Linked DNA regions of Mus musculus: all the other regions are linked to region 2. The links are chromatin loops, found by intact Hi-C in ENCODE. Cell type or tissue: heart. All regions are shown on one strand. Each heading gives the region's core, and the rest is flanking DNA. Links, peaks and the distances in the headings are about the cores only.

Region 1 (6,244 bases), core at 739-5,738, 190 kb after region 2:
AAGCGGTGCAGCGCTTCCCCAGACCCTTGCCGCCCCGCTGGGCTAGCGCAGTCTCCCGCTCCCGTCTGGATTTCCGCCGGGGCGAACCACCCGCCCAGCCCCTCTCTTGCCGCCCCGCCCCGATCTGTCCCGTCCAGATCCATCCACAAACATGCGCTCAGCAGGCAAGAATGCGTCAATGGCTCCCAGATGTGGAGGCCGCCGCTTAACCCATTCCCTTCCACGCACCCACTCCCGTGCCCCCGTCAAGCCTTCCAGCCAGAGCCCCACCATCATCAGGAGCCTCCATACAAGTGAGGAACCTACCTGGCTGAGAGGGTAGCCTAGGGCCAGTTCACCTCTAGTTTCCATAGGCTCCTCTAGCCTAGATCCTACCAGATAGGTGCATGCACAGAGTTACACTGCCTCCCTCCCACATGGGCAGCCTTCAGACACACCTGCGGGCATATGGATTCAGGTACACTTTTTTCAGGTACTTTTTCTTCTTCTTTCTTTCTTTCTTTCCTTCCTTCCTTCCTTCCTTCCTTCCTTCCTTCCTTCCTTCCTTCCTTTCTTTCTTTCTTTCTTTCTTTCTTTCTTTCTTTCTTTCTTTCTTTGTTCTTCTTCTTTCCCCTTCTTTCTTTCTTCTCCTTTCTTCTTTTTCTTCTTCTTTCTTCTTCTTGGACAGGGGTTCAGAAACCTCTGTGTAGCCCTGACTGTACTGGAACTTGCTCAGTAGACCTGGCTGGCCTTGAACTCAGGGGATCTGTGCCTGCCCTGCCTTCTGGGTGCAGGGTAGGATTAAAGGTGTGTGCCTTACCTTGTTGCATATGGGTATACTCTTCTTGAACACACACCCTGGGACAAATGGCCAGCCCCACACATGCTCATAATGTGACTGTGTACACCTCCAAGGCATATATGCACACCCGACACACACACACAAAGGGTGCCTACACATAAGGCCATGGAGTGGAGTGGAGTGTGCATATGAAATGATGCAGCTGGAGGTCCATATGGGCACAAAAGAGAAAACCCATACTCACACAAACCACTGCCCAGAGGAGTCAGACACATTCAAGATTGGACACACAGCCTACACACTGTGGGACACTTCCTTCATGCCCAGGGCACCACAGGTCCAAAGTCCAGCCCTACCCAAGCATGACTGCAGGATCAGAAGAGGTCCCTGGGCAGGGGACCAGGAGTCAGAAGTCCACAGCAGTAGTTGTGTTGGTCTCAAAAACGGGGTTCTCGGGACTGGAGAGATGGTTCAGAGGTAAGAGCACTGACTGCTCTTCTGAAGGTCCTGAGTTCAATTCCCAGCAACCACATGGTGGCTCACAACCATTGGTAATGAAACCTGACGCCCTCTTCTGGAGTGTCTGAAGACAGCAACAGTATACTTACATATAATAAATAAATCATTTAAAAAACAAAACAAAAAAACCAGGGTTCTCACACCCTTCAGCCAGGCACCCTGTTTCAGGAGAGCAGAGTACTTAGACTACAGCAAGAGGCTAATGGGAGAGAAGAGCCCCAGGGCTATCCTAGGTCCTCCACTCCTGCACGCAGGAGACAGGCTGTGGGGGTGGGAATGGGGGAAGCACTGGTTTCCCAAGACAAGTAGAGTCCCTCATCAGACTAGAGGAGGCCAGGGTGGGCCTCAGACAGGTAATAACTGTCCAGTGACAGCTCCTAGTCCTCAAAGGAGTTACAGCTTGTGGAACTCAAAAACAAAACAAAACAAAACAAAACAAAACAAAACAAAAAAGCCAGCATCAAGCCAGGTGTGGTTGCATACACCTGTAACCTCTAACACCAGCACTCGGGAGGCTGCAGCAGGAGCACTGCCAGAGTTCAAGGCCAGTTTGGACCATGTAGTCATGGCTACAGAGAAAGACCTTGTTTCAAAGCAGAATGACCAAAGGATAGCATATCCAGAAGTGGAAGCAGGAGTGAGCATTAGAAGTTTAAGGACAGCCTACAGACAAGAGGGACAGAGGGAGAGAGAGAAGACGTGCATAGCAGACACATGCAGGAACTACGCAGAATCTGAAGTAGGCTTGGGGAAAGACAGTCTCTCCCAGACCGTGGGTGAGGCAAGAGGGAGATACCTGCTAGAACCAGCCTCAACTTCCTCCTCCACAGCCTCACAACTCACTTATCCAAGAGGTCTACTTCCCAATTACCTTCTTTTAAGTCTCAGTCTACCAGAAGTCCTGTTTCCATTGTTTATAGGATAGAAAACTAAGGCTCAAAGAGAAATTGGCAGACTGGAGAAATGGCTCAATGGTTAAGAGCACTGATTGCTCTTCCAGGGGTCCTGAGTTCAATTCCCAGCAACCACATGTTGGCTCACAACCATCTGTAATGGGATCCGATGCCCTCTTCTGTTATGTCTGACAATAGCTACAGTGTACTCATATACATAAAATAAACAAATCTTTAAAGAAAGAAAGAAAGAGCCAGGCATGGTGGCGCATGCCTTTAATCCCAGCACTCCAACTTCATATAGTGTGGTTCATGCTTATAGTCCCCAGGCCTTGGGAGACTGCAGCAGTGGGATGGCCATGATGAGCTCCAGACAAGCCAGGGCTGCTACATAGTTAAGTTCCTGGCTACAGAGTAAGAACCTGCCTCAAACAAAACAATTGCTTTGCCACGGTCTTACAGTTTGTCGGTGCAGAGGTGCAGATGTAGGATTTGAACTCACACACTCCCCCCATTTCCTCTTCCAAATCAAACATATCCCACTCTATTCTCAAGCCTGCTGCCTCTTCCTTTACCTCATGTGGGGGGAAGCAGCGTGCTCTGCTCGTCTGGCTCTGCAGGTTTATGGGTAGGACTAGGAGACAAAAGAGATGAGAGAAGACACTGGGGGCTACACGTATAACCCTCCACCCTAACCCTAGTATGATGCCCACCTACCAGGCGGGCATGGCCGGGTGACTCAGCCACATCCGGGGAAGATGCCAGGGCAGTGACTCACCTACCGAGAAGAGAAGAGCTGAGTCTGGTACTTTGCCAGCCCGGGGACAGAAGCGACTTAGTCACTACCAGGGCTGTGCTGCCCAGCAGGCATGACCTACAGATCAGGGACAGGGGCCACAGGCAATGTCCTCCCTGGTTACATGCGCCCCCTGGTGAAGGCAGGCTTCAGTACTCAGGCTTCAACTGTGGCTCTGCCAGCCTCTGTCCTCTCACTACTGCCCAGCTCCATGGCACCAGCTCTGCCCCAGTGCTAAGAAGTTTAGTGAGACCCTCAGGCTGGGCTGCGATGCCCCCTTGCAGCCTTCTCACCCCGCCCCTGTCTGCCCCAACTCCCCACCATCACTCACCACCTACTCTCCGATTTACCCCACCCCCTCCTGCCACCCAAGTTGTATCCAGGCAATGAGCCTCCTTTAAACATGTCCTGGCAGCGCTCCTGCCCCCACAGCCCCTCTCACCCTATGCGCGTGCGTGCGCGCACTCGCGTGCGCACACACACACACACACACACACACACACACGAACACACACACACACTCCTGCCAGCAGCTGCTGAAGTTGTTGAGCAGGAGGGAAATCATGAGGGTGGGGCCGGGGATTGAGTTACCAAAGCCAATGGGGTGGGCTGTCACCCAATCCCCCATCTCACCCATCTCCCTCACCCACCTGCCTCCCTCCCTACCTCTGGCTGGCAGCCTGTTCTCCCTTGAGCCCCTCCACCCCACTCCACCCAAACTAGGAAATAAATGTTCAAGGGTAGTTGTCATGCGAAGACCAGCCCAGTCTATGTGTAAGAAAGAAAAGGTGAGAGAGATGCAGGCCGACCCAGCTACGCCCCCCCCCCCCACCGCCCCAGCTCAGTGTTTGGGCTACAACCACTAGGTGTGTCTATGCCTGCCTTGAGAGCCTGAAAGGCTCAGACAGAGTAGCTCACTGGGTCCCAGTGGAGTTGGTGGGGCCCAAAGGGAGTTGACAGACTGAACAGCCTCAATCCATTTACACTATTGATTTCTTACACAGTGCCGCAGGCTTGATGGGGGGCGTGATAAATCAGGACCCCAGAGACAGGGAAACAGAGTGGGCGGGGGGGAGGGGCTCCTGCACCATAATTTGTGGTCATCCCAGAGCTGCTTGGTGAGGAGGTGGCCAGCCAGGAAACAGGAGGGGCTGAGTGACAGGGGGTGGGGTTGGGAAAGGAGGAAAGGATTAAGGTCCCCATCTGTAACAGTTCCTTCCAGCTGGCAACACAGAGGGAGGTTCTGGAACAACTCTAGGGGGCGCCATTCACCTTACAATCCCATGAATGGTTTTCTTCACACCTATACACCATGGAATCCCTCAGGGAGATGGCATGGCTAGAATCCCCACTGATGGCTTTTTGGCTACTCTCTACCAATCTATCTCTCCATACCATCCCCTGCTCCTAGGACTCACACAACCCTGCCCCCTAATCTGAGACCTCTGCTAATTGTGCTGGCTCCTTTCTGTGCTGGGGACAATGGCATGGGTCCTGGGCATGGCAGGAATGAGCTCAAGATGGGTTCTGGGGAGTCTAAAGATATGTGTCCTTGTCCCCCATCTGTCTTCAACTCATCTTGCAACTGTGGACAAAAATCCCTGGCCCTGTCTAGGTCTCTGGAATGAAACAGCTGGACGGGATGTCCCTTCCAAAAGGTGGCTCTGAGCCCCACAGCTTGCCAGCCTGGGAATGTGTTGGAAGCTGTCCAGCGCCTCCATTCACACCAGTGGCCACAGGCCGCCCAAACAAACCAAGCTGGGGTTTACAGAGACCCTGCACAGACAAGCAGTGAGGGAAACAGCCCTCCCTCACGTCCCTGGTCTGAGGTTCTCCTCGCTGCAAGCCGGTGAAGGAAGCATAAACTGTGTGGTAGAGACCAGAGGACAGTGGTACAAGCCATCTGGGCTCCAGTCCCAGCAAAGCCAATGAATGGTTGAGAGTCCGAGGGTAAAACACATCCTCTCTGGTTCCCATCAGTGAGGGGAAAGGGCTTGCTTGTCTAGGTGGCAAAAGTCCCTTTCTGATCCAAGGGGAACCAGAGAGAGAAACCTGAGGGGTCCCCAGAGCTCTTCTGCTGCTCTGAGCTGAGTCAGGCCCCTCTCGGGGAGCTTGTTTTCTGGCCAACACACTTCCTTGTTCTGTCTGCGTCCCCTGGCCTCTCCTCACTCCTCAGCCTGTCTTTTTACCCTCACCTTGGCCAGCCCCTCTGCCTGCCCCGTGCTTTTCTGCACGTCCCTCCTGCCAGGGGACAGACCAACTAAAAATAGTCCCCACAGCCTTTCTCGCCCACAGCTGCCCAAGGAGCAGGAAATAGGGGGGCCAGGAGGCCCGTGCCCTGCCCTCACCCACCGACTCTCAGTTCAGAATGGTGTCCAGCACTCCAGTCTGGGGCGAGTGCCAACTTGGTCATCTCTGGGGCATCCCACACCCCTTCCCTAGAGGGGAAGGCCTGCTCCTAAGTGCTTACAATCACAGAGTTGCCCCTGCCCTGCGGGAGAAGAAAGGAGGTCATTGGTCTAGAAGAAACCCTTCCCAATTTTTGACAAATCAATGCCAACCACATTGTGGGCACTGAGAAGGGAAGGCCTGGCTCTACCCACTGGTTTTTGAGGACATAGGGAATTGGCATTGGTAAAGTATGTGTTCATTTCCTTTATCCTAGCCTGACTAGAGGGGAGACAAGCTAGTACCCCACCCCCAGTTATGCCAGCCCTGTGCTCCCCAAAAATGCACATGGCTCGGATATAAGGGTCTCAGTAGGTATCCCCTCAGATACTATATAGCCAAAACAGCAACAGAAGATCTTGGATACCCAACCAGAAAGCCAGAAGGCTGGAGGCAGACCCAGGCTGTGTTCAGCAAGCTGGGCAGGCATGGCCGGCAAGCTGAATCAGAGGTCGGTCGTGAGAGAAGTTGGCTCTCCACGGTGCCACAGGCTACCTACATACAGTACCTGCTCCCCATCCCATCTGGGATTCCTGGCACCTCCCAGCCCTTGGGGAAGGCCTTCTCCACACAGGCATCAGGAAACCAGTTCAGAGACTCTCTGGAGGCCAGGAAGGGAGCCCTGCACAGTGAAGCAGGCGGGAAACCCAGGCGTCCTGGCCTCCAGCCCAGAGAGTAAATGAGAAAAATATCTTCCAGGGGAGGAAAGGAAACAGGCTTGATAGGAATACATACAGACAGGCAGACACAGACGCAGACACAGACTCACACACACACACACACACACACACACACACACACACACAC
Region 2 (6,244 bases), core at 627-5,626:
CCTCTGCTTGCCTCTCCCACCCCCTCAACCCCCATTTCTCAGTCTCCATCTTCACAGCTTCCTCCCCCATTTCTTGTTTCTTACTCCCATAAGCACCCACTCTCCTGGACCTCACTGCCTGGAGAGCAGGCATGACTCCCGATTTCCATGCCCTTATCTCAACATTCCAGGCCTTCCTGGTGGGCCCCCAACTCACCTCTCCACCCCTTTCCACCACAGACTCTCCAGGCCTGTACTTTCCTGCCTCCTGGCTGGTCATGGGAGTCCTGTGACTCCCGGTGACCTGTGTCCTCCCTGCTGGCTGCTGGCTCACCCTGGGGAAGTCCTGACTCAGATGAGCCCCCTGCCCAACTCCTATACTCCACCCTGAGCAACACTGCCTGATCACCAAACAGAAAAAATCTCCCCCATCCCTATTTTAGAACTAACCCCTCTCACACACACACACTTAGAAACTGTGACACACTTGTCTCCTGAAGACTCCTTCCCTTCACTGTGTCTAGGCCTGACACCAGAAATGGAGTAGCCAGCCAGGGACCGTATCTCCCAAGAGGCCACAGCATTTAGATGGAACCACATGGTTGGTTCTCACCCCTGGGATGTGAGCAGAGGTGTCCCTTCTGAGACAATGCTGGCATGCCTTCATTCCCTCTTCCCCCTCTGTCCACCAAACAGAGGTGGCAGACTGTCAGCAGGCCTCTGAGCAGCTCCACTGACTACCCTGGTATGTCCTGGTATAGGACAAGGAGCACTCTATTGTCTCCAAGCAATTAGCTATTCTTGGCCTGTTTGTTAGACCAGTTAGCCTATCCAGACCAATACAAATGGCAGGGCTACCAACTTTGGAAGTGCCTCCTGATGCTAGGATCTCTCTCTCTCTCTCTCTCTCTCTCTCTCTCTCTCTCTGTGTGTGTGTGTGTGTGTGTGTGTGTGTGTGTGTGTGTGTGTGAGCACGTGCATGCGTGCCTGCCTGCTTGCCTGCCTGTCTGTATCTGTGTGCATGTGTACTTGGGTATACCTACATGGCTACATATATGTGTGCATGTATGTAAGGCCAGAGGCTAACCTCTCAACCACTCCCCACCTTAGTTTCTGAGTCTCTCCCTGAACTGAACCAATTGGCTGGGGCAGCAAGCCCCCAAGAGCCTCCTTTCTACCTCCCCAGAGCTGAGGTTCCAGGGGCACAGCTTTTTCATGTGGGTTCTGATGCTTGTGTGCCCTGCAGATAAACGCTTCACACTTCCTATGTCAGGCCATCCTCATAGTATCTCCACAGGGGCCTGAGGTCACAAGTTCAAGTCCAGGCTGCAAGAGTGAATTCAAGGCCAGCCTGGGAAACAGCAAAATCCTATTCCAAAATCTGAAAGAGACAGACAGACAGACAGACAGACAGACAGACAGACACTGTCCATGCTCAGTGTTAGCCTTTTCAACCATACTGGGGGAAAAAAAAGAAGTTAGGTTTTTGACTGAAGTCACTCAGTAAACTATATATTCTGATTATAATCAAATGTAGAGTCACCTACAGGCTTTTGGCATATTATCTGACATCTTCCTCCAGACTAATGTCAACAGAAAGGACAACTCAATGTTCTGGTCACACCTTCACCTCTACGGTACAAGTGTCTGAACCACATTAAACAGCTTCATTGTCATTGCCTTTCCGTCTCTTTTCTCTGAGAGCTTCCTGGGTCCTCTTCAGGGCAGAAGGCTCTTCTTATATGCCCAGCGGGGTCACCTACAGAGGTCCAGATGAGTGTGCATTTTGCTGAACTAGAATTGCGATTTCACAAGCTCGGTGGTATCCTCACAGGGACCCTCAAATGGCCAAATGTAAAAGGAACTGGGTCCATGAGACGCTCACCAAAGTTCAGCTCCCGCCGCCCCACCCCCCACCCGCTTGGCCATGTCACTTCTGGGCAGCTGGAGATTCCCAGCAAGGCAGGGGTGGGAGCAGAGAAACATTCACCCGTGGCCAGTGTGAGGATGCCAGTGTTTTCCTGCTCAAACCACGCAATCTGGTTCTCATTTCTTCAGGGAAGCGGGTGGAGCGTGACTGAAGGGTGGAAGAAAAAGAATTCCTCAGGCAGAGTGAATAAAGATCAGAAAACATCAAAGTCGATAGAATATGTGGGGTATCGTGGCCAAAGCCCCTGGTGTAAGCCAGAAGAAACTCAGAAACAGCCTTGCTTTCTTCTAAAACCTCATGCATGTCCTTCATACAAACCCCACAGATGAAGGGGAGCCAGGGATCAGCTGCAGTCGGCTCTGCCAGGCGGCTTCCCTGCAGTTTAGGAGGCTCTGAGATGTAGTGATGTACTTGGCTGTCTATCTGATCTAAGAGTGAAGGGGGTACAGATAATTCTGTCTTGATTTCTGGTGCTTCTTCAGAAAGTACCTGATGACTGTCCATCTGAACGAGCAGAAGTGATCAGAGTGTATCACAACAGCCGGGTCCAAACGATCACATGGGAAGAAGGGCACACACATGAGATCACACCCACAGCACATGCAGCTCCCATCTACAACATACAGATAAGCGGAGAGTCCGTAAAGCCACCCTTCCTTAGCCAGCAAGGAAGGTGAGGGGATATCCTTGTTTTATCTGGAAACAGAGGCCCCCACCCCCACCCCACCCCCGCATGCGCGCGCGCGCACGTGCACACACACACACACACACACACACACACACACACACACACACGCACACCTTTAGCTGAGAAAGCACAAATGAAAACAACTGCCCACAAGGGGGCATCCAAACACTATCAGACTCAAGGTCTCAGCACCAAGATTACTACTATTTGGCCTCAGAGAGACAAGGAGATGCTGAGGGAAATTTTGGAGAACCTGAAATGGGGTCTCTTATGGAGACTCAGCAGAGGAGGATGTGCACAGGGCTGAGATGGAAACTAAGGCTAAGCCACTGAAGTGAGCATGCTGACGAAACATCTATCACCTAGTCCTATCCCCATCTCTTGCTCTATAATAAATAATTCTTCATTTAGTCTCCCCATCGCCTTTTAAATCTTTTTGTGAGATTTATCATTTTATGTGCAGGGGTGTTTAGCCTGTGTGTGTACCACATCCGTACCTGGTGCCCTCGGAGGTCAGAAGACGGTGTCAGGTCCCCTGAAACTGGAGTTGTGAGCCTTGTGGGTGCTGGGAATAAAACCTGGGTCCTCTGCAAGAACAAGTGCTCTTAACTGCCTATCCAGTTCTCCGCCCCTCCTCTCATTTTTATGGGGGGGTCAGAATCACTATCATTTTCTGCCTTATAGATGCAAAGAAAAATGATGTCTCAGTTAAAGTAACTTGTCTAAGGCTAGTCAGTGGCAACGTCAGAATTCTAACTCAGGACCAACCAGGGGAGGTGACACATGGCTATACATTCCAGTACTCAGCAGAAGAAGGCAGGAAGGATCAGGAGTTTAAGGTCAGTATTGGTTATCAGTTGGGGTCATTCTGGGCTGAGACCTCCGAAGAGAGAAGTCAAACTCAAGACCATGTCGTTGACAGCTCAAGCTGGACACCATTCATTCTGCTCCCTGGGCCTTAGACTTCCTGACATCCTATGGTTCCATCCAGAATGCTGGGCAGTGAACCCCATTCCCCCCCCCCCACCTTCTCCTTGGGTAATTGTCAAGGACCTGGGAGTTGATTTTCTGGGTGTGAATAACATGTAGCCCTGAAGCTGACCCCTCACAGTTTGTAAACCACTGCTGTTGAGCTAGCTCTGATGGTCGTTAGAAAGCAATAAAGCAATTCCTAGCGAGGGGCATAACGCTCTTCTACCCCACTTTGACCTAGTCAGCTCATTCCTGGGAATTTATCCCAAGGAAACAATTCTAATGGAAGCCAAGCGTTGATCTGCATAAATGCGTGCATGGAAGTCTTTCTTTAAAGGTCAAAAGCTGGCAACCAAAACAGGGAAGCAGTTTCAAAAACTGGAGTGTCTACACAATGGGCAATCAAGTCTGGGAAAACACAGCTGTGGAAGAGCCAGGCCTGAGCAGAGCACTTCATCTATACATCAAGTCCCTGAGCCCTCCCACCCAGCCAGCTATTCAACCAGCCATGCTTGTGGGGGAAGGAGGCTCCCTGCTCATGTCCAAGATAATCCCAGTGCTCTGAGGAAATGGAAGGGAAACTGGAAAGCAACAGTGATAACAACCCAAATAGTTCTTGACGTTTGGGGTTCCAAGGACCCCTGGGTTTCGAAGTAAGGCATGGAGTTTTCCAGGGTAGTTTTGATTACTGATTATCAATGGTTGTCGAATTCCACACTGCTGGTTGCTAAGCCATCTAGCTGCTCATGTAAGTTTTAATTAAGATAATTGGCAGAAGGCTGGAGAGATAATTCAGCAGTTAAGAGCACTGACTGCTCTTACGAAGGTCCTGAGTTCAAATCCCAGCAACCACATGGTGGCTCACAACCATCCGTAATGAGATCCGACGCCCTCTGCTGGTGTGTCTGAAGACAGCTACAGTGTACTTACATATAATAATAAATAAATCTTTGGGCCAGAGCGAGAAGAGGTTCTGAATTCAATTCCCAGCAACCACATGATAGCTCACAACCATCTACAGCTACGCTGTACTCAATATACATAAAATAAATAAATCTTTTTTTGTTTTAAAAAGATAATAGATAGGGTTTCCTTTTTGATATTTTAATGTGTGTGTGTGTGTGTGTGTGTGTGTGTGTGACATGCATGTGATTGCAGAGGTATGCATGCCCTAATGCCAAAGTGAAAAATCAAGGACAACTTCTGAAGTTCCTGTCCCCACTGTGGGTTCCAGGGAGCAAACTTGGGTTTCAGCCTACCCATTTACTTGCTGATCCATCTTGCCAGCCCAGGAGAGCACCAGAAACAGATCATGAACTTAGATATTCAGTTATTACTCCACCTCCTTACTGAAAAGTGGTAAGGAAAAAAATAATAAAAGGCTTCAACTCATGAAACGTTATCCGGCCAAGAAGCGCTTACTTTCCATGGGACAAGGCAGTGCTCCTGAACCATGCCTGATCTTGTCCTCCACGACATGGACAATATGTATTAGAGAGAGAGAGAGAGAGAGAGAGAGAGAGAGAGAGAGAGGGAGAGAGAGAGAGAGAGAGAAGAAAAGGTATAAGGGAGAGTGGAGCGGGTATGGCAGGCCTTTCCCAATCTTAGTTGCCTGCTGCTGGGTAACTGAGCACCCCAAAGGTTAATGTCCTAAAGAAGAACTTCAATGATCTCAGCTCCTGCAGGGATGGAAACAGGTGTGGTATCTGCAAGCTGCAGTCACGGTGTCCCCGGGGCTCTGCCAGGGAACGATCCACCTCCAAGATCTCACACATGGCTGTTGGCACGATCCAGCTCCTCGTGGGATGTTGGATTGAAGGCCTCTGTCTTCTCAGCACCTCAGGTCTTTGGCACGCCAGTCTCTACGTGGGACGGCCCCTCACATGGCAGGCCCACAGCAAATAAAGGCGAAGGCTGTAGGGAATGAGTAAGAAGAAAGCTGAGAGCCCCGATTATCCAGGGTCTAATCTCATAAAGGACGTCTCTCGTTCCTGCCATGTTTTATTCATTAGAAAGCAAGTCACTAGGTCCAGCCCACACTCAAGGGAGCTCGCAGGAGGATGTGTGGTATGCCTACCACATACTCGAACATTTATAGCATCGTCTCAATAACAAAAACAATATTTGCTGAAGTTGCTTGTCTAATATGGAAATGTTCTAGCTCTGTCCTGTAGGCCTGTACCAACTTCTCACAAGCGCGGGCCCCCGCCTGCGCCACAGAGAGCATGATATGCCCGCAGCTCTCTTCACGCACACAAAGCCCCTGCCGAGCCTGCGCGATCTAGGGGCTCTTTTTCCGGATGAGGGGTTGGGGGATTGAAGGAGGAGCCCTGTGACATTCTAGAAGCCAAGTGTCCCAGAGAGGAGGCAGCCCCAGGCTCACCTCTGAAATGGGCTTAGTTGCTACCTTGCTCCAAGCAAGACTTTCCTTGTTGCTTTTTAAACAAGGCTGAATCCTTAATCAGCCAGCAAGGAAGGCCCAAGCAGATGTGGCGGCTGTTGGCTCCTTTCTCCGGCCTCAGTTCGGGCCTTTTTTCCCTTAGCTTCCTGCATTCCTGCTTGGCTACAGCAGGCTCTCCCTTCCTCTCTGGCTCACAGTCCCTTGTCCTCTCCCCTCTCCTCGCTTCCAAACCTCTCCTGCCAGGTTCCCACGGAGACTGCAGAACTCAGAGCGC
Region 3 (6,116 bases), core at 1-5,000, 84 kb after region 2:
GCACATGTGCATGTACACACACACACACACACACACACACACACACACGCACGCACACCTTATCATCGCAGTCATCTAACTCTAGATGACAAATGTAACTGAATCAGGTCATTTAACTTACCTCAGGAGCCAGGCTTACCACTGAGGCCAAGGCCCCTCTTCCCAAAGAAGTACTTAGGAGGTTTGAGATGAAGAGGTGGGGTAGGTTTCCCTCGACCAGTGGCAACTGGTGCTGGGATTAAATGCCAGCATTCTTGGCTGTTTCTAAGCTCTGCCACGTACCTCCCTTCTCCTCAACTCACAGGGGGCATTGACGGGCCTTCCAGGCCAGCCAGAATGGGAACTAAGTTGCAGGGAGGAGGGTGTTTGGGAAATGTGGCCGAGGGAAGGTAGGTGTACCTTACCAGAGGTCTGCAGGCTTTCCTGGATGGCTTCGATTTCCGACAGCTCCGTGCACACGCCTTGCCCGTGCATCAATGTACGCAGGGGCTTCTCCACCCCCCGGGGAGGGTAGCAGCGCATGCCTGAGCCACAGCGTGGGGTGTACACCCCGCAGGGCATCCCCAAGCCCAGGGCGCAAGTGGCGCAACAACCGCAGCCTGGCTCCCGCACCAACTCCTCGCAACCCACGGGGGGGCGGCAGCGCGCCAGCTTCTCCTCGGAGCAAGGGGGGCAGTGGATGGCTTCGTCGCCCAGGCTCGGCCGAGGCCCTGCGGCCAGCAGCAGGGCGGCCACGAGGCCGAAGGGCAGCATGGCGAGGACGAGGGTGGGGCGCAGGAGGGGAGCGCGGGCTCGCGAGCGGGCTGCAAGGGACCCGGAGGCAGCGCCCAGAGAGCTTAGAGAACCAGACCCGGAGGGCGCAGGGACACGGGGCGACCCCGGCAGGCAGAGACGGAGCCGGGGAAGTTAGCAAGCACGCTGGAGCAGAGCGAGCCTGGCCACCGAGGCGCTGCGCTGCATCCTCGGCCGGCCCAGCAGGCGGCGGGGGGCAGGGGGCTGAGCGGCTGCCCGGGACCGGCTCCCGGGACTTTATACCGGCCCCCTGGCCACACCCCCAGCGCCGTCCCCGAGGTGGGAGAGCAGGGGAGGGCGAGGGGGAACTGGAGCAATGGAGCGGGAGAAGAGGCCGTTAGGGGGGAGGGGGCGCTGGCCTGAGTCGCCGCCACCGCTACAACATCTGAAAGTCCTTTGCCCCGCCGAAGAAAGCGACGCAGTTTGGAAGCGGTGGCCTGCGCGCGGAGAGCCTCTGAGCTGGACCCTGAAGAGGAAGCAGGGCGAGGGGAAACGAAGGGGATGTTGCTTTGCCCCCCTCCCTCGACCTCGAAGGAGTCCTTCCCAGACACCTAGGAGATCCTCCTGCTGCCACAGAAAACCTGACCTCATAGCGGATTCAAGATTCTCTTGTTCAGTTCCCATCCCTGGCCAGAGTCCTCCGGTCACCCCCACCCACCCCCCGGGTATGTCCAGTCAACCTCTAGAGACCGCGCTAAAGTGGGACAAGGCGACTAAGCACTCTGTAAAGGGTCCAGGAGAGTTCTGGCCTCAAGGTGCTAATAGGCAGTCTTCTCACTTGCCCCTGAACCCCTGTCGCTTGACCCCCGCCCCTGGTTCCATTTGGGCCTTGCTGCACTCTGCTTCCAGAACTCCAGAACAAAGTGCCAAGCCTCTTCCTCCTTCCTAGATGTTGTTCCCTCTACCGCCCTGCTTAGATTCTGGAAGGAGACTGCCATTGGCTTTGTACAAGATGTGAGTCGAACAACTCCAGGGGGCTCCACTTCATGTACTCATTGTGTGTTTGCATAGTTACTGCAACAGTTTCCCAGTAGATGGCAGTCAAAGATTTCCAGAAAGAGAAGCGGCCTTTTAATTTTCCCGACGCCACTTTGCCCCTGGGTGATAAAGGGATTATTGATAAATATATCCCTTCCCCTCGCAGCAATTCTGTTGGAAACGGGAATTGATCTAGAGTCGCGTTTGGAGGAGAGACCCACCTCCTACCACCTTCTTTTTCATTTCTCCCTACGCCTCCTCATCCTCCCCAACCAAGGAGTTCGCTTCTTGTGTCTGTCCAGGCACAGTCGGAGGACCGAAGGATTTTGCGGGTGGATGGGGTCCGGAAGGGTTGGGCTAAACATCCAAGGAGCAACCAACCTAAAGATTTCCTAGACCTCTTCCGGTTCTTTGTCCCAGAGTCGGGGTCTTTCAGCCTCGGAGGAATTAGGCCACCTCCCACTTTCTGCACCGCAGACTGTTGGCGCGGTTGGAGGGAGAAAGGCACCAAGACCCGGACCTGGAAGACTGATCAAAAAGTTGCGAACTGACGGCACCTACTGGCAACCTCTAAGACTGCAGGAGGGTTGAAGTGATAGGATTCCTTCCCTCAGTCCCATCGCAAGGATAAAGTTGGGTCTCTCCTGTCTCATCTGCCATAGAGAAAAGTGAACAGAACGGGTTCTTGAAGCTCCTGGGGGAAGACAGCGGGTTTTTTGTTTTTGCTTCTGTTTTGTTTTGTTTTTGATTCGGAAGCCAGTCCCTGCCCCCATCCTCGTCCTTAAACCCAGTCAGCCTTATACTTAATGCACCAAGTTGAAGTTGGTGTCTAGCTAAAAGGAAGCCTATGCCACTTCTTGGAGCTCCTGTGGGAACAAGAAGGACCAATAAGGACAGTTCTGAGGCCCAGCACTCAACTTGCCGGCCAGACAGCAAACCCAAGATGAATAGACGCGCGTGCTGATGAAAGTGGGTGTTCTGTAAAGGTCTCTAGATGAGACAGAGGCCCCCATCCTGCAACCCCAACACCTCCTCTGCCCCCAAACCTTCCTCTGGTGTCTCCCCACCCCCACCCCATTCCCGGGAAGTCAGGGCTCAAGCATGACTCTCCACATAAGGTACATTCACTAAGCACTTATTATCCCAGGACTTTTGCCTCAAGAAGAGAGAAGACAAGTGTGTAATGAAAATAAGTTTTCTAAGACATGGGCAGGCGCTCTAGGAGATATTTATATGGGACACATGGGGACCCAGAGGCACTCGAAGCCAGTTCTACCTCTGGGGCATGAGAAATATTCACTGCTGATGTGACCTGAAGCCAAGTTTCCTGTGCTCAAGAATAAAATTAAACTGGTATCAGCATGGTCAGACTAGATGATTATCCAGCCTGTCACTTCGCCCTCATTAGGGATGCTGAAGCTCAGGACCTTCAGGACCTGTCAAGCAAAAGGGACTTTATAAGCATCTCTGAGAAGTGCCTAGAAGGAGATAGGCACCAAGCATTTTGTCCTTCCTAGGCCTCCCCTGCTAGGAACTCATCCCAGATTATAGGAGCTCTTCTGATGGTGCGACCTGTGTCTCCTCCACCAAACTGGAGCCTCTCTTGGTTTAGTGTGCCTCTCAGCAGTAAAAGCTGCTCAAGGAGATAGGAGGAACAGTAGTCAGAGCCAGGGCTCTGAGTGTTAAGTTGTAGCAGAGCCCTTTACAATTATAGATCTGTTACTTAACATCTTTATAAAATGGATTTATTGGTATTTATTTATTTTGAGACGGGAGGTCTCATTATGTAACCTTTGCTGGCCTAGAAGTCACTATGTGGGCCAGGCTAGCCTTGAACTCTTGAAGATCCAGTTACCTCTGGTTCTTGAGTGCTAGCATAGAAGACAGGCTACCAAGTCATAGTGGTTTTCTTAAAGATTGATTTTATATGCGCACACCATTGCAGTCTTCAAACACACCAGAAGAGGGCATCAGATCCCTTTACAGAGGGTTGTGAGCCACTGTGTGGTTGCTGGGAAATGAACTCATGACCTTTGGAAGAGCAGTCAGTGCTCTTAACCGCTGAGCCATCTCTCCAGCCTGCCCTAGTATTTTTTGATTATGTGTGTGTGTGTCTGTTAAGTGGATGTGTACATGAGTGCAGGAACCCACAGAGGCAGAGAGGCCAGAGGCATCAGATCTCTTGGAGCTGGGGTTATAGGCACTGTAAGCCACCTGAGATCTGCTGGGACCTGAACTGGAGTTCTCTGGAAGCTGAGCCATCTGTCTTCAGGTCCCCATTTAACATATAAATAAGTAATTTTCATCATTGAAGAAATGAAGGAAGGGAGGTAAAAAGGAAGTGGGAAGGGGCAAAATTCATGGGCTCAACCATGGAGAATGGTTAGAAGAAAACAAGAGGGGATAATGACAGGGGTTCTGAGAACTGGAGATATATATAGCTTACTTGTAGAGTACTTACCTAGCACGCATGAGGTCCTAGGTTCAAATCTCTGTAGCCCCTGAAGGTCATTTTACCCAGGCATGGTTGCCCAGGCCTATACTCCCAGTACTTAGGAGAGGCCAGCCTGGGCCATACAGTGACTCTGTCTCAAACAATCAAGAAGAAAGGGAGGAGTCTGAAATCCACGGGCAGAGTTACTGGTACAGGCTGGTCCCTCCACCTGGCTTCGCCTCCTGTGGGCTGGACGCTCCTGTAATGTGCCTCTGGGAAGCAGAATCCTATTTCCCTGCTCTTGCCTGGGCGGGAGCATGGACGGTTTTATCAGTCCCTGCTTCCTGGGACCTGGGAAGACACTCTACCTGATGCACAGATGAGGAAACTCTCCCCCCCCCCCCCATCCATCCAGCCCCTTCCTGCCCATCCTCTCCCTGACTTGATGATCAGCCAGTCTCATTAGCTGCCTTCCTGGGACAATTCCAGGCTTCTGCTGACCTCAGAGAACAGATTGCGGGTAGGGGTCGGGGCTCTCAAAGCCAATAAAGACAGAGTTGTGACTGGGCATGGTGGTGCATATATTTCATTCCAGCACAGGCAGAGGCAGGAGGGGAGCTCTGTGAGTTGGAGACCAGCCTGGTCTATATAGTGAGTTCCAGGATATAGTGAGACCTTCTCATAAATAAATAAATACATAAATAAATAAATAAATAAATAAATAAATAAACAAAATTCTGTTCTCAGGGAACACCCAATCTGATAAGCTTGCCCTCGGGGGCATCTTGTCTGATGGGATAGACAAAAATATATAATTATGAGAATTAACCCTTTAACTCCCATTGACCGTGTCACAGGGAGCTTCATGAAGTCAGCGTTATCAGTGTTGTCTTTTTAAGACAGGAAAAGCGAGGCACATAAGGATTACATAACTTACTCAAAGTCACATAGCAGGTCGAGGGACAAAGATGTGAACCTAAGCTGTCTGGCTCCAGTCTGCACAATTAGCTCTTATGCCTCACTGTCCCTTGAATCAGCCATCGGAAAGACTCTACACAGAAATCAAGGGCAGAAGACTGTGACACAGAGTTTAAGCGGAGCACGGGGAGTCAGTGGAGGCAGCATCAGTATGGGACTATGCCTCAGGCCTCTTGTTTTGTTTTTGTTTTTGTTTTTCGAGACAGGGTTTCTCTGTGTAGCCCTGGCTGTCCTGGAACTCACTCTGTAGACCAGGCTGGCCTCAAACTCAGAAATCTGCTTGCCTCTGCCTCCCGAGTGCTGGGATTAAAGGTGTGTGCCACCACGCCCGGCTTTGCCTCAGGCCTCTTTATAAGCTTGCTTTCCAGCCCACTCCTGACTGCCCTGGACTTCACTGTGTCTACACTAATCCCCTTCCTATCCGCCGACATCCAAGTACTGACAGGACAACCCCATAGTTGCCCCCACGCGTGGGCCAAGCAAAAGCATATCAGGACAGCCCTCTTCCTGCCTACCAAGGCTTCATACTTGCAGCGATGTAATCAGGGGAGCCAGGATCTTCAGAGAGGCCCCACAAGGCAGAGAGACCTCCTGTCCAGCCTATCTCTAGAGTCCAGGCTCTTGCCTCAGGACAGGCCAAGACTCCGGGGCAGGGGAGGAGGCACAAAGAGGGTAGTCAGTCTATCTGCACTGGAGTTGGTGGGCATCCTGTTTCTTATCTTCAGATCAGCCACTTTCCAGCTCTGTGACCACTTCTCTTCCTCACTACAGTCTCACTCTTTGTACAGGGTTGGGAGAACCCATGGAATTTGGAAGCCCTGTCCATCTCTGGCAATCTTGGAATGTTAGAATTCTGGAGGGCTTTATTTGTTTGCTTCTGCCCTTTGTTTTTTGTTTGTTTGTTTGTTTGTTTGTTTGCTTGTTTTGAGACAGG
Region 4 (6,093 bases), core at 1-5,000, 58 kb after region 2:
GTCTCACACATACATACATACACACATACATATGCACATACACGCACAGGAGACACTGAAGCCAGTTGGCTTGGAGAGCGGTAGTTAGGTTCAGGCTGAGTGCCCTCCCCATCCAACCCTCCCCTTAGCATGATGTCTCTCGAGCCCACATCCCCTCAGACTGTCTTCTTTCACCAGGATCTTTGGGTTTGTGGCCAAGAGCCAGACAGAACCACAAGAGAACGTGTGCCACCTCTTCGCAGAGTACGATGCGGTCCAGCCAGCTTCCCAGGTCATCAGCCTAGTGACTGCTCTGCTTCAGGACACAGAAAGGATGTAGAAGGGTGCCATCTGTGTGCCTTCTCTGACATCTCAAGGGACTTGCCCAGGACATGGAACTGTGGCCTCCTTGACAAACCTATCTCTTGGACTCAAGTTGGATTGATCAAGTTGAACCCTTTGAACCTGATGTGACTTCAGCAATAACCTTCACCTGACTCTGGAGCCTCCGTCTCTTCGATTATAAAGACACCCGTCCTTAAGACAGCCGCTCCTTGGACACTCGGCTGGAAGTCTTTAGTGTGTTCCTCCATACTACTGAAGCCCACCCACATCCAAGATCCCTTATGTAAAAACTGTCTGCAAGGACCGTCTGGCTTCATTTCCCTGAGCACTCCCTACATGGTAGGTTGTACCAGAGACCTATGACCCCTGCCTTGTGGTAAACAGCAGGTGTTGGATCAGAACCATCGATTTCCTGGCTGGCACCTGGTGTTGATTCGCGGAGTTTGGGGACAGATTCTATTTCCCCACACCTGTTCCTTTTCTCGGTTTGCTGAGGGCCTCTTGGATCCACTGGCCCAGAGATTTAAAAGTTTGGGGTTGAGGATGTGTGTAGCTCAGTTGGTAGACTGATTGCCCTACATGAACGGGACTGAATTTGATCACCAGCCCCACAAACCATTCTCAATGGTCAATGGTTGTAATCCCAGCACTACAAGGCAGGAAGATCATAAGTTCAAGGTCATTCTTATCTATATAATGAGTTTAAGGCAGTCTAAGCTACATGAGACCCTGTTGAGAGAAAGAGACAGAAAGGCATGCACGTGCGCGTGTGTGCACACGCACACACACACACACACACACACACACACACACACACAATGGGAGTGGGATTAAGGTTTTCATAAATCTCAGCCAATGGTCTTCAAAGCCTTTACCTGAAGAGACCACACTCCAACACGGAGCTGGGGGCATCGCTCCACAAAGACCTGCTGTGGGAAGAGGGTACTGAATGGGCAAGAGCCTACAAGGTTCAGTCTATGATGGAGAGGGGACCAGGTCAAGGGCCTCAGCCAGAGCAGACCAGGCTGCCTCAGAGCATACACCTTATAATGCAACCCACTTCAGCTGGCTTTGGGGAAAGGGGCATCAAATTCAGCCTGCCCCAAGGTTGTCAGAGTCAAGTCTGGGAGCAGAAAAGGGGTGAGTTTTCACATCCCTGCATCTTCTGCTTTGCAATGAAGGTTCTGTCGGTGAGGCCTTCTCTAATGCAGTATTCATGATGTTCTCATTCATGTTCTCATTCATGATGTTCATGATCTTGAGATCTATCTGCTGCAGTTTTTTGACTCCTGTCTGGTGGAACATCCTGGATTTCTTGGATTTTTAGGTGTAATTTGCCAAGGTCTTGGAATCTTTTTCCCAAGAGCATGATAGAAAGATCCCTGGACTCTGCTGTTACAAGCGTGGACTCTTGTCTCACCTCATCAATTATTCTGTGATGTTGAATCAGGATTCTAAAGGCTAGCTTTTTTCAGTAGAAGACCCTTGTACCCACGATTAGAAAAGACTCAGCAGGGCCAGGCAGAGGTGGCGCACGCCTTTAATCCCAGCACTTGGGAGGCAGGCAGAGGCAGGCAGATTTCTGAGTTCAAGGCCAGCCTGGTCTACAGAGTGAGTTCCAGGACAGCCAGAGCTATACAGAGAAACCCTGTCTTGGAAAAAAAAAAAAAAGACTCAGCAATGTTCACATTCTTCATGTCTAATCCCTCCTTGCCCACCCATTACAAATGAACATCATCCCAAACTTTGCTTTCAGTTTCTTGGTAAGCAACAGCTGTCTGGCAATGCTCAAGGAATCCACATCTGGTGGGTAGGAGAAGAGAGACCCTGTTGCTATAGTACAGAGACAAGTATATCTCTGCCCCAGCTCCAGTCTTGCTGGATCCTCCTCCAGCTCCAACACACACACACACACACACACACACACACACACACACACTCATAACCATGTGGCATCACCAACCTTACAACCACAAGGGGGAAGCAGAGAGTCAAGCATGCAGACAGGCAGCTTTCCCAGCTGGTTAAAGAAGCTGGGCCCTTTTCCTCCCACACCCTGCCAGCCTTGCATAAGCCATTTGTTGCAGCATTTGTTGCTCTTGGTCCAGTCCGCCTGCCTCCTTAGGAGACCGTTCCATGACATGCAAGGGGAAGCTCACAGAAGAAGCCCACTGTAACTCAGTGTGAAGCAAGTGTTTGTCCCTGCCCGCTATCAGCCTACAGAGCAACATTGTCATTGGCCAAGGTCAGTCCTGAGGGATGATGATTTCAATGTCAGAAAAGCAAATCAGACCCAAGGGTGGGGGTGGGGGGATGCTAGGTCAGTGGTACAGGCCAAGACCGGCCTTCCCAGTGTGGGATCAGGCTCTGTGCCACTGCCGGGGTCTGCAGGGTGTTAGCAAAGTTTTCCCAGTTAGTAGTGCCAGTTCTAGGCTGAATGGGAGAGTCCTCCACAACTCCCTGTGTGCCTCATGGAAAATAAAGTTTTTTGCACCATAGCTGGTTCTGGACATTCAGAGCTGTCTCCTGAGTCCTGAGCAGAGAAGGGGACCCAACAGAGCAGAGAGTAACATACCAGGACACACCATGCGCATTTTGCATTGACCACAGAGGCCAGAAGAGGGCGTTAGAGCGCCCCTGGAGTCACAGACAGTTGTGAGCCACTGTGTGGTGCTGGGAATTGAACCCATTTCATCTTGAAGAGCAGCTAGTGCTGTCAACCACTGAGCCCCTATAGTTGTGTGTGTGTGTGTGTGTGTGTGTGTGTGTGTGTGTGTGTGTGTACATGCATGTTACAGTTTAAGTGTGGAGGTCAGAGGGCACCTTCTACCCTGTTTGAGACAGGGTCTGTTGTCCACTGTATGTCCACCAGGCAAGCTGTCCATGAGTTTCCAGAGAGTCTCCTGTCTATGTTTTCCATCCCCCCACCGGCATTTTGGGATTACAGATGTGTACTACTACTGGCTTTATATGGGTCTGGGGATCCAAGTTCGAATCTTTAATAGTGCACAGTGAGGGCTCTACCCACTGAGCCACCTCCCTGTTGTTTCAGTTTTTGTTTTGGAGGCAGGTTAGTCTGAAACTCAAGGCAATCTCCCTGCCTCAGTGTTCTGCCACCATTCCCAGCTGTGAGGAGCCATTTTTTTTACCAGAAGGGCTCCTAGGTGTTCACTACAATGAGGAGTGACTCTTTTATTTGAGCCCATTCTTCAGATTAGGAAACTGAGGCGTGGGGTGGGGGTGGGGGTGTCACTGGCGTAGTAAGCGGTGGGGAAACTACATTTCTGGTCCATGCCAGCCCTACCTCTCCAGCATTCTTAGACAAGTTAAAAAAAAAAAAAAAAAGTGTGTGTGGGCTGGAGAGATGGCTCAGTGGTTAAGTGTTGACTGCTCTTCCAGAGGTCATGAGTTCAATTCCCAGCAATCACATGGTGGCTCACAGCCATCTGTAATGAGATTTGATGTCCTTCCTCTTCTGATGTGTTTGAAGACAGCTACAGTGTACTCACACATATAAAATGAATAATTTTAAAAAAAAGTGTGTGTATGAAGCAGGGGTATGAAAACATGTGTTACATTCAATGTGGCTACATAAGAAAACGTGCTGCATTCAGCATGATTACATGAGAAAACATGTATTGTGTTCAATGTGGCTATATATAAAGTTCACCAAGGAGCAGATGAAAGAAGCCCAGGGCCATCAGGACCTTCGGTACCTGGTCAGGAATGTCTAGAGAATGTTCTTTGTTTGTTTGTTTGTTTGTTTGTTCATTTATTTGTTTTTCTTTTACAAAATGGCTCAGCAATTAACATTAGCTATTCCTTTGGCAGTGGGTGGTGTTATATTTTTGGTTTTCGAGACAGGGTTTTTCTGTGTAGCCCTGGCTGGCCTGGAAACCAGGCTGGCCTCGAAATCAAAGATCCACCTGCCTTTGCCTCCCGAGTACTGGGATTAAAGGCGTCCACTACCACTGCCCAACAAGCACTGGCTGCTCTTGCAGAAAACCCAAGTTTTATACCCAACATCCATGTGGCAGCTTAAGACCATGTTCAACGCCAGTTCCAGGGCATCTGACACCATCTTCTGACCTCCAAAGAAACTAGACACACATGCAGGACATTCATATACACACAAGCCAAAATTAAAAATAATGATAATAAAATAAATGAAGTTAGCTTCAGGACCACTGTGTACTGGTGAACTGGTTGTGCAATGCACAGCTATCAAGATAACTCACTTGGACTTCACTCTAGAGGTAATGACGGTGGCGAGACATCAAAGGGCTTTTCCACTAAGAGGAATTGGTCAGATCTGGGCTTTTGAAGTATGGTTGTGGGGCAGGAGATGGGATCTGAGCCTGGGGCTAGGAGGAATGTGAGGAGTGAGGAATCTGAGGACTTGGAGTTCAGAGCAGGACAAGAAACACCTCAGCAGAGAGGGGCTGTAACCCTGCTTGATCTGGGTCCCTGCTTCTCTAGGAATCTAAGAGGACCTTGTGAGAAAAAAGCCAGACTGGAGATCCCATCTCCTTCAGCACAGGTTCGTGTGACAAATACCGCACTGTGGGGCCTCAGAGATTAGATACTTACTTCCTTTAAGGCTAGGTGTAGAGATCAGAGCACAGCATGGCAGGCCCTGCTGGAAGCACTCTCTGCTTCACAAACAGCCATGGCCTCCCTGGGTGCTCACACAGGTTTACCCCAGAGATTGCATGGCAGGAAGAAAATTCCCCGCTTCTTAGAAAGCATCAGTCCAGGCGGGCGGTTCACACTGAGAGGCAGGAACAGGAGGATCAATGGCCATCTGGCCAGCCAGGGATGCATAGTGAGAGGCTGCAGCTCACAGCCCAAAAGATACAATGTGCTGAGCTATCTTATAAGGAGTGAAAAAAAGGGGGGAACCCTGGGGACCCTCTCTGTCTCCAGCCCTGAGCTGATCAGGACACTGGGGAAACACACCCCTTCTATTTCTGGTGCACCTCCCCCTCTGCAAGCCGCTCTAGGAGCTACACAAACTGTTATTCCTTGACGGAACACATGAACACACACCCTCCCACCACACTCTCCTTAAGACCCATCAGGGCCCAGGACAGGAGTAGACAGGAGAAGGAACCCCCCGCCGCCCCGTCCTGCTGTCTTACCTGCCCACAGTACTCAGCTGTCGCCTTTGTTGTTCATTTATTCATTCAGCAAAAATTCACTGAGTATTTACTGTGTGCCAGGCTCAGGACACCCAAAGGAAAACAAATAAGAGCTCACAAGTTGTAGAGAAACAGAAAAGTAAATATTTGAAAAAAATCACAGAAGACGGGGTGGTGACACATAGCTTTAATCCCAACACTCAGGAGGCAGAAGCAGGTGGATCTCTGAGTTGGAGGCCAGCCTGGTCAACAGAGCAAGTTCAAGGACAGCCAGGGCTACACAGAGAACCACTGTCTGAGAAAACAAAACAAAACAAAAACAAGCAAACAAAATGGAGAAGGCTGCACATGGGTGGTGGCCGGCGCCTAGAATCAACACTCAGGAGTTCAAAGAAAGAGGGTTACCTTAACTAGTTAAAGGTCAGCCTGGGCTACATAGTAAGTTCCAGACTAGCCTGAGCTACTGAGACCTTGTCAAAAGAAGAAAGGGAGGGAACAAAACAAAAAGAAAAGGAATAAAAGAAAAGGTGAGGGAAGATACTGTACACGGACTGGCAGGGGAGCTGCCAAAGGAGGTGCCACTGGCCTGAAGGTTGATGCGCTGATGATTAAAGAAGTGATTCGGGTT
Region 5 (6,244 bases), core at 600-5,599, 200 kb after region 2:
AGAAAGCTCAACTCAAGACAGGCTGAGTGCTATTCGGGGAGGGGTGGCGCAGGGGAAAGGGAAGCAGACCTAGTCTCTCATCAGCTGAGGATGAAACCAAGCTCCGGGAGAAGTGCAGGCCCCGCTGCCACAGGATATCCTTGTACCCGGGATTGGAGGTTCCCCGTCCCTCTCCCCCTCCCCCCGCTGAACGCTGGCCTCTAGCTAGCTGTAGGCAGAACCCAGCCGGGCAGCTGGCCTTCATTAACTCCAGCTTTTTCGCCCCCCACTGTGAACCCACAGCTTCTACAGGCCTAGGCTACAGGGGGCTGCCCTAGTCTGACCTTGCAGCTGATACTGGGGTTGGGGGGTACCGCAGCAAAGGCCAAGTTACCAGCTGAAAAGAAAGTCAAGGGAGACTCCTTTTTCCCACTGGGAGCAAGCAGAGAGGAAAGGGGTGTGGGGGTGAGATGGTGGAGGGGGGGGGGAATTTAGGGCAAACAGCAGGCAGTGAAGTCAGCTGGATTGAGGCCCAGAAACCCCCACACCCCGAGGCCAAGTCTTACTCTAGCTTTGCTTTCAGCTAGAGTCTTGGCGAGGCCCCAAACTAGGGAAGGCCCTGGCTGCCCCTTTCCGCCTCCCTGCCCCCACCCTTATTAAATACACATTTTATCTCTCAGCATCTTCATTATCTTAACTGAAGGAGACAAGCAGTGGATGGCGGCGGCAGAGAGCGTCAGGGGAGGGGGGGCTGTGGGGAGCAGGCGCACCCTTGTTACAAAGTTGCTGATCTAGCTCTTTCAGGCAGTGTGGGAAACGGAGGAGGGATCAAAGCGATTGAGGCTGATTCAGAACTCAATTAGAAATTAAAAAAAAAGAAGAAGAAAACCGGGGAGCCACTCTCCTTTTGCCAGCCTGCAGTCTTCAGCCAGCCCCTTGCACCCAATTAGCTTCTACTGGTAGCCTCTGGACTGGTGGAATTGCACCATGAGACCAGAGGACACACACTTAGGCCTCAGCCACCTTTCTCTTTGGTGGAGAAGACATCAGGAGGAAACGGAGATAATACAACCCCCCCCCCCCCCACACACACACACAGAGCTAAAAAGTAGGACATCAAAGGTGGCTTCCTCCCCAAGTCCCCAGTGCCCAGCCACAGCTTTCTGGGCAATCTCTGGGGACCTGAGTTAACTTCTTGACAGACCTACTTCTCCCTAGCCTGTAGGCAAGTCTCCAACCCACAGCCAAAACCTCCCTGAAGCAACAGAGGTTGCCTGAAGCAAATTAGTAGCATGTCCAAGGGACGGGCTGCAAGGCCCTGGGACTGCCAGAAGGCGGCATTTTTGCAGGGTCCCAGCCCACCTGAGTGTGTCTGCGCCCTGCAGTTTACCTCCAGCTGAGGACTGTTTTCTAGATGGGGGGTGGTGGTGGGGAAGGCAGTCCCTTCCTGGTTTCATTCACTGAATAGCAACCAAGAGTAAGCACTGGAGACCGATACAAATGTAAATAAAGTCTGCAGAGGGCTTCTCCTATGCTGTCTCTTAAACCATAAATAAAACCACTTTGCCCCCAGTCCCCGAGAGTCCAGATATTTTTGTGTTTGTGAAGGTTAAAGGTCAATTGTAGGTGTCTTTTTTTAAAAAATAACTACAGGGGTGTCTCTCACCTTTACTGACCAAGCAGAGGCGGTCCAGCCAAAAAGCCCTAAGGACCTTCCTGGCTCAGCCTCCTCACTGCTAGAATTAAAGTCCTCATGTGTGAATGTGTGGCAGAGTGGCCTGGAGATTGAATTGGGGCTTCCCGTTTGCACAGTAAGCACTTTGCCAACTGAACTGTCAAGGTTTGTCTGTCTGTCTGTCTGGTTTTTGGTGGTGTCTTTCCTTTCCAGCCCCAGCACTGAGGACTGAACCCAGGGCCTTGTGCCTATCAGGCAAGCCCGAGAACTCTTTTATTAAGTTGTCCAGGTTGGCCTTGAACTTGTCCTGTGTAGCCGGGACTGCAGGCCTGTACCACCAAGTCTAGTTTGTTGTGTATCTTTAGAAAGTCCGTACAGGCAGGGCGGACTGAGAATGTGGTTCAGTGGTGATGTTCCTGCGCTGGGGTGGGGGTGGGGCAAGGAGCAATGGGAAGGGAGGGAAGGAAAAGGGCTCTGCCAAGTTTTCTGATTTTTGGGTAGCTAGGCTGGACCTCACACACTCTTGGAATTAGCTAGCCACAGGCAAGTCTTCATTGAGCCAGAAATGGCAGAGGCATCTTGGGGTTGGAATTCATACCAACTTTATTGAGTCTATGTTCTTTCCATAGCGATACCTGACACTATGGAAACTTAATCTGGTTCTTAAAATAACAACAACAACAATAATAACAATAATAATAATGACAAACCAGGATACACACACCCCAGTGTCTTCAAAAGGAGGAAATGTAGGTCAGCATCTTTGCCACTACGCCATGTGGCCTAAGATCCTGGCAAAAACTAGCAACCACAGGCCCATCCCTTTCCACTTAAACTCCCACCACCTTCCCATAGCTTCCAGCTTCGGTGAGAAAAAGCAGCAAGGAAAGGCCTCTCTCCTCCTTTCCGCCTCGGCGTCTGAATTACACTTAAGACTTTGCTGACAAACATACATCAGCCTCTGCTCCCACAAGGGCAGCGGAAGCCAAGCAGGGACTCTAAGTCTGCTTCACGCATCACTGACACAACCCACCCTGTTCCAATTGCTGAAGCCTTAAGAGTAGCAATGACCTAGAAATCGACAGTGTGTGTGGGGTGTGTGTGTGTGTGTGCTGAAGGAAACAAAACAGTCCACAGAAAGCCCTATTTCCAAATGGGGAGAAGACAGAGAGAGGGGAAGGAACTTGGCCCCTTTGAATCTGTAAATGCAATCTTGGCTAGAAGCCAGGGAGGATACAGCCCAGTCCCACTGAGAGTCAAACCCTGTTCCTGACTCAAGCCCTGCAGTTAAGAGGAAGGCGCCAAGCCTCAACTACATCGGAGGCGGGGAGGCCGCTCCTCTTTGGGCAGGATCCTACTATGGACACAGAACAGACAGCAGCTGCCCACAGTGTGGAAACAAACTGTAAAGCAGTCACGTCTCTTAAGGCTGCAGCATCCAATAAAATGTAATTTAAATCAAGCCTCACATCTGTTCTCAATCCCATTCGGTCTCTGCTTCCCATCAGTCTTCGGACAATCTTTACAGTTGTGCTCGTTAACCCTTACAGTTCCAGACTCTCTCCAAACTCCTTGGGAGAGTATGGTCTTGTGCACCGCCCCAGAGGGAATGTGTATTCTATGAGTGAGTGCTTGGCATCCAATCTCCTCTCTACAGTCTTCTGCAGTGGGCAGTGTGCATCTCAGAGGGCGTCGAGCGAGCCCTCCTATCTCATCCCAGCACATCCCATCCCATCCCATCCCATCCCACCTGCTGTGGGGTTCAGATCGCTTTACAAGGATAATGTGCAGGCTGCATCAAACAGTGGCCAACAGATCTCCTGTACCCATATCAGATTCCCAAGCTCGGGGCCGGATCAGGCATCGGGGCAGCAGCCTCGCCTGGAGAAAAGCAAAGACTCAGACAGTTCATCCCAGGCATGGTTTGCTCCCAAGCACTTAGCCAGGTACGAATGCATCAGCAACCTCCCAAACAAGTCGGACTCAGGCACCTTCCTGCCCCTTCCCTCAAAACCACCCTTGCCCGGGCCACACTTTCAAAGCGGCGTTGTAATGGTGCCCTCTGGTGTCCCTGTCACAAACTGCCACTTGATGCCAGGAAGATGAACTTCTCTAGGGAGCCTAGAAAGAGGGGCTCAGATGAAAATTCATCCGGAGCTGCATCCTATTGAAACAATGGCTCTGTCTGAGGGAAGCTAACCCTGAGGCAAAGTGTGAGAGAGTATTTCCACTTGCTAGTTATTTTTAATTTTGTTGTTGTTGTTTCTGGAGTCTCTGTAGACCAGACTGTCCTGGAACATGTCTGAAACACAGGGACCCGCCTGCCTCTATCTATCACCTGCGGGCTGGGATTTAAGGGTGTGTACTACCAAGGCCCGATGAGAAGGTATTTTCTTATTAACCTCTGAAAACCTAAGCTACCATGGAGTGTGGCTGCTTAAAAAGACGAACACAAACCCATAAAATGGCTTGAAGGGTAGGCGCTGGTCGCCAGCCAAGTTTGATGGCCCGAGCTCAGTCCTAGCGGTCCACACCGTAGAAGGCAAACAGCGACTCCTGCTGCTTGACTCGGATATGAACACCTATGTGCCCGAAAACCCAGAGACAACAAATGCAGCCCAGACAAACGAAACTTGAAAATAAATATATTCACAATCTGTAGTTATTCTCCTCGTCACCCCCATACTGGTGGGGAGCACGGGAGATTCTTCATCAGTCCTTAAAAAGTCCAGGGCAGCAACACCTGTCACATGAATGAGGCATCCTCTGAACACAATGCCCTTCCACGGAGGCTCGTAAATTTTCCTGGATCATTCCATTTCATCCTTCTAAACTTCAAAGTTCTTTACAAAATATATCCTTTGTAGACAGAGGTAATACATACACACACTCTCCAACACAAGTCCGTATATACTCGTAGGCACTGTGTTTAGGAATGTGAAAGGGGAAAAGTACTGAACATTGCTTTAAAAAGGGCCACTGTTTTTATTCTTACAGAGTCTCATGTAGTCCAGGCCAGCTCAAGCTCACTATGTAGCAAAGGATGGCCTTTAACTCTTGACTCTATTTCCCAAGTGCTGGGATCACAGGCATAAAAGTCACCACACCCAGCTACTCGGTCATTTTTATGGGTAAAACCAGTAAGAACCAAAGATATCAGCCAGCGCTAACACTCATGAATCCATACACTAAAATTTACTGGTGCGGAGTAAAAAAGGCCGTAACTGTTTCCAAACGACCTTACTAAAATGAAGATTCTGGGGGCTCTCAAATGCCAGTGGGAGGGACACCTGCAAGTGCCATGAGTAAGAGCCATTCAGGGCAGACCAGCAGCGAGGATGTTCCCGGTGAAAGCTTTGCCGTTCAGGACATGCTCTATTTCCTTTTCTTCAATCTTCAGAGACACCTGGAAAGAGAAGAGGTCTTTCTGTGATGACGAACATCGGCGCTCACGCATGCACACACTTGCAGGCGCACACGCTGTTACACCCCCCTATCATATTCCATTCTCCTCAAATGGACAGGTTAACTGCTGCCATCCTCAATGGCCCGAATCACATCACTCCGTTGTCCTCACATCCTAAGCCCTAGCTGGCAGAAAAGCAAACTGTTCACTAGTCACTTCTAATCGTTACTTTGGCAGAGGACACGCTCGCCAAGACAGGACAATTAAAAGCAGGGACACGCACAAAAAGCCATTACTTGTACCTTGGTGAGGCGGCTCTCCTTATTTTTCTTTAATCCCACAAGGCCCCTGGACTCCAGGAGTCCTGAAAGGGACAAACACTCAGACTGGTCTACGGCCGTCACCTGCTGTTTGCGACAGATGCTACTGTAGGCTTCATATAACTGGGAGGAAATGAGGGAGAACAAGTGTCACTTACAAGCCACATCTCATAACCTTACAGATGAAAAACAAAAAGAAAGAAGCCCAGAAACTGTGTCTTAAGTTATCTGAATATCTCCCCTCCCACTTTTACTGACCCCTCGAATTGGCAACAGACCTTCCGAACCCCCAATACTTTATGTGATTCTTCTTTAAAAAAAAAAAAAAAAGCTAGAGTGGTGGCATATGCCTTTAATCCTAGCACTTGGGAGGCAGAGGCAGATTTGAGTTCGAGGCCAGCCTGGTCTACAAAGTGAGTTCCAGGACAGCCAGAGCTACACAGAGAAACTCTTGTCTCCAAAAACCAAAACCAAAAAAATTTATTATATGTGAGAACACTGTAGCTGTCTCCAGATGCACCAGAAGAGGGCATCAGATCTCATTACGGGTGGTTGTGAGCCACCATGTGGTTGCTGGGATTTGAACTCAGGACCTTCAGAAGAGCAGTCAATGCTCTTAACTGCTGAGCCAGATTTATTTTATTTTGTGTTTTGCTGCCATGCATTTATGTATGTGTACCATGCTCATGCCTAGATGCCCACGGAGAACAGAAGAGTTGTTGGATCCCCTGGCACTAAAGGTACAGATCCAGATGTTTGTGAGCCACCATGTGGGTGTTGGGGATGGAACCTGGGTCTTCCGCACAAGCAGTTGTTAGTGACTGCCCAGTTTTCTTACTCTAAGGTAGAACTTAGGAACGGGAC

The links. Hi-C counts contacts between places; a loop is a spot of excess contacts. Peaks named below come from ENCODE experiments on the same cell type or tissue, not always from the same donor. Only the 100,000 strongest peaks of a DNase experiment are listed, where the experiment ranks them.
Region 1: it touches region 2 in a loop (2.3-fold over the local background); 11 of 42 quality-filtered maps call a loop at or near these places.
Region 3: it touches region 2 in a loop (8-fold over the local background); 32 of 42 quality-filtered maps call a loop at or near these places.
Region 4: it touches region 2 in a loop (3-fold over the local background); 7 of 42 quality-filtered maps call a loop at or near these places.
Region 5: it touches region 2 in a loop (4-fold over the local background); 17 of 42 quality-filtered maps call a loop at or near these places.

The regions. Positions count from the first base shown.
Region 1 is chr11:98,930,173-98,936,416 of GRCm38, reverse strand. It overlaps a transcript of Rara not described here. Among named protein-coding and RNA genes, the nearest start is that of Rara, 4.4 kb to the left of the region's middle. In heart, for the core only: CTCF peaks have their summits at 3,131 (motif pointing left) and 4,246 (motif pointing right); DNase peaks (open chromatin) are centred at 3,056, 3,516, 4,816, 5,316 and 3 weaker places; H3K4me3 peaks cover 2,864 bases; H3K27ac peaks cover 4,004 bases.
Region 2 is chr11:99,120,637-99,126,880 of GRCm38, reverse strand. No RefSeq gene overlaps it. Among named protein-coding and RNA genes, the nearest start is that of Ccr7, 31 kb to the left of the region's middle. In heart, for the core only: CTCF peaks have their summits at 2,781 (motif pointing right) and 4,461 (motif pointing left); a DNase peak (open chromatin) is centred at 5,430; H3K27ac peaks cover 2,971 bases.
Region 3 is chr11:99,036,134-99,042,249 of GRCm38, reverse strand. It overlaps Igfbp4 (insulin-like growth factor binding protein 4), which reads right to left and starts at 1,006. Exons shown (of 4, transcript NM_010517.4): 1 at 405-1,006. The coding sequence starts at 753. In heart, for the core only: CTCF peaks have their summits at 961, 1,764, 2,356 (motif pointing left) and 3,722 (motif pointing right); DNase peaks (open chromatin) are centred at 659, 1,019, 1,669, 2,279 and 1 weaker place; H3K4me3 peaks cover 2,622 bases; H3K27ac peaks cover 2,695 bases; H3K27me3 peaks cover 426 bases.
Region 4 is chr11:99,062,407-99,068,499 of GRCm38, reverse strand. It overlaps Tns4 (tensin 4), which reads left to right. Exons shown (of 13, transcript NM_172564.3): 13 at 178-2,822. The coding sequence ends at 319. Among named protein-coding and RNA genes, the nearest start is that of Tns4, 24 kb to the left of the region's middle. In heart, for the core only: a CTCF peak has its summit at 2,318 (motif pointing right); a DNase peak (open chromatin) is centred at 2,379; H3K27ac peaks cover 1,303 bases.
Region 5 is chr11:98,919,932-98,926,175 of GRCm38, reverse strand. It overlaps Cdc6 (cell division cycle 6), which reads right to left. Exons shown (of 12, transcript NM_001025779.2): 11 at 5,363-5,503; 12 at 2,234-5,060. The coding sequence ends at 4,971. Among named protein-coding and RNA genes, the nearest start is that of Rara, 15 kb to the left of the region's middle. In heart, for the core only: CTCF peaks have their summits at 3,705 (motif pointing left) and 4,257; DNase peaks (open chromatin) are centred at 2,945, 3,665 and 4,105; H3K27ac peaks cover 1,302 bases.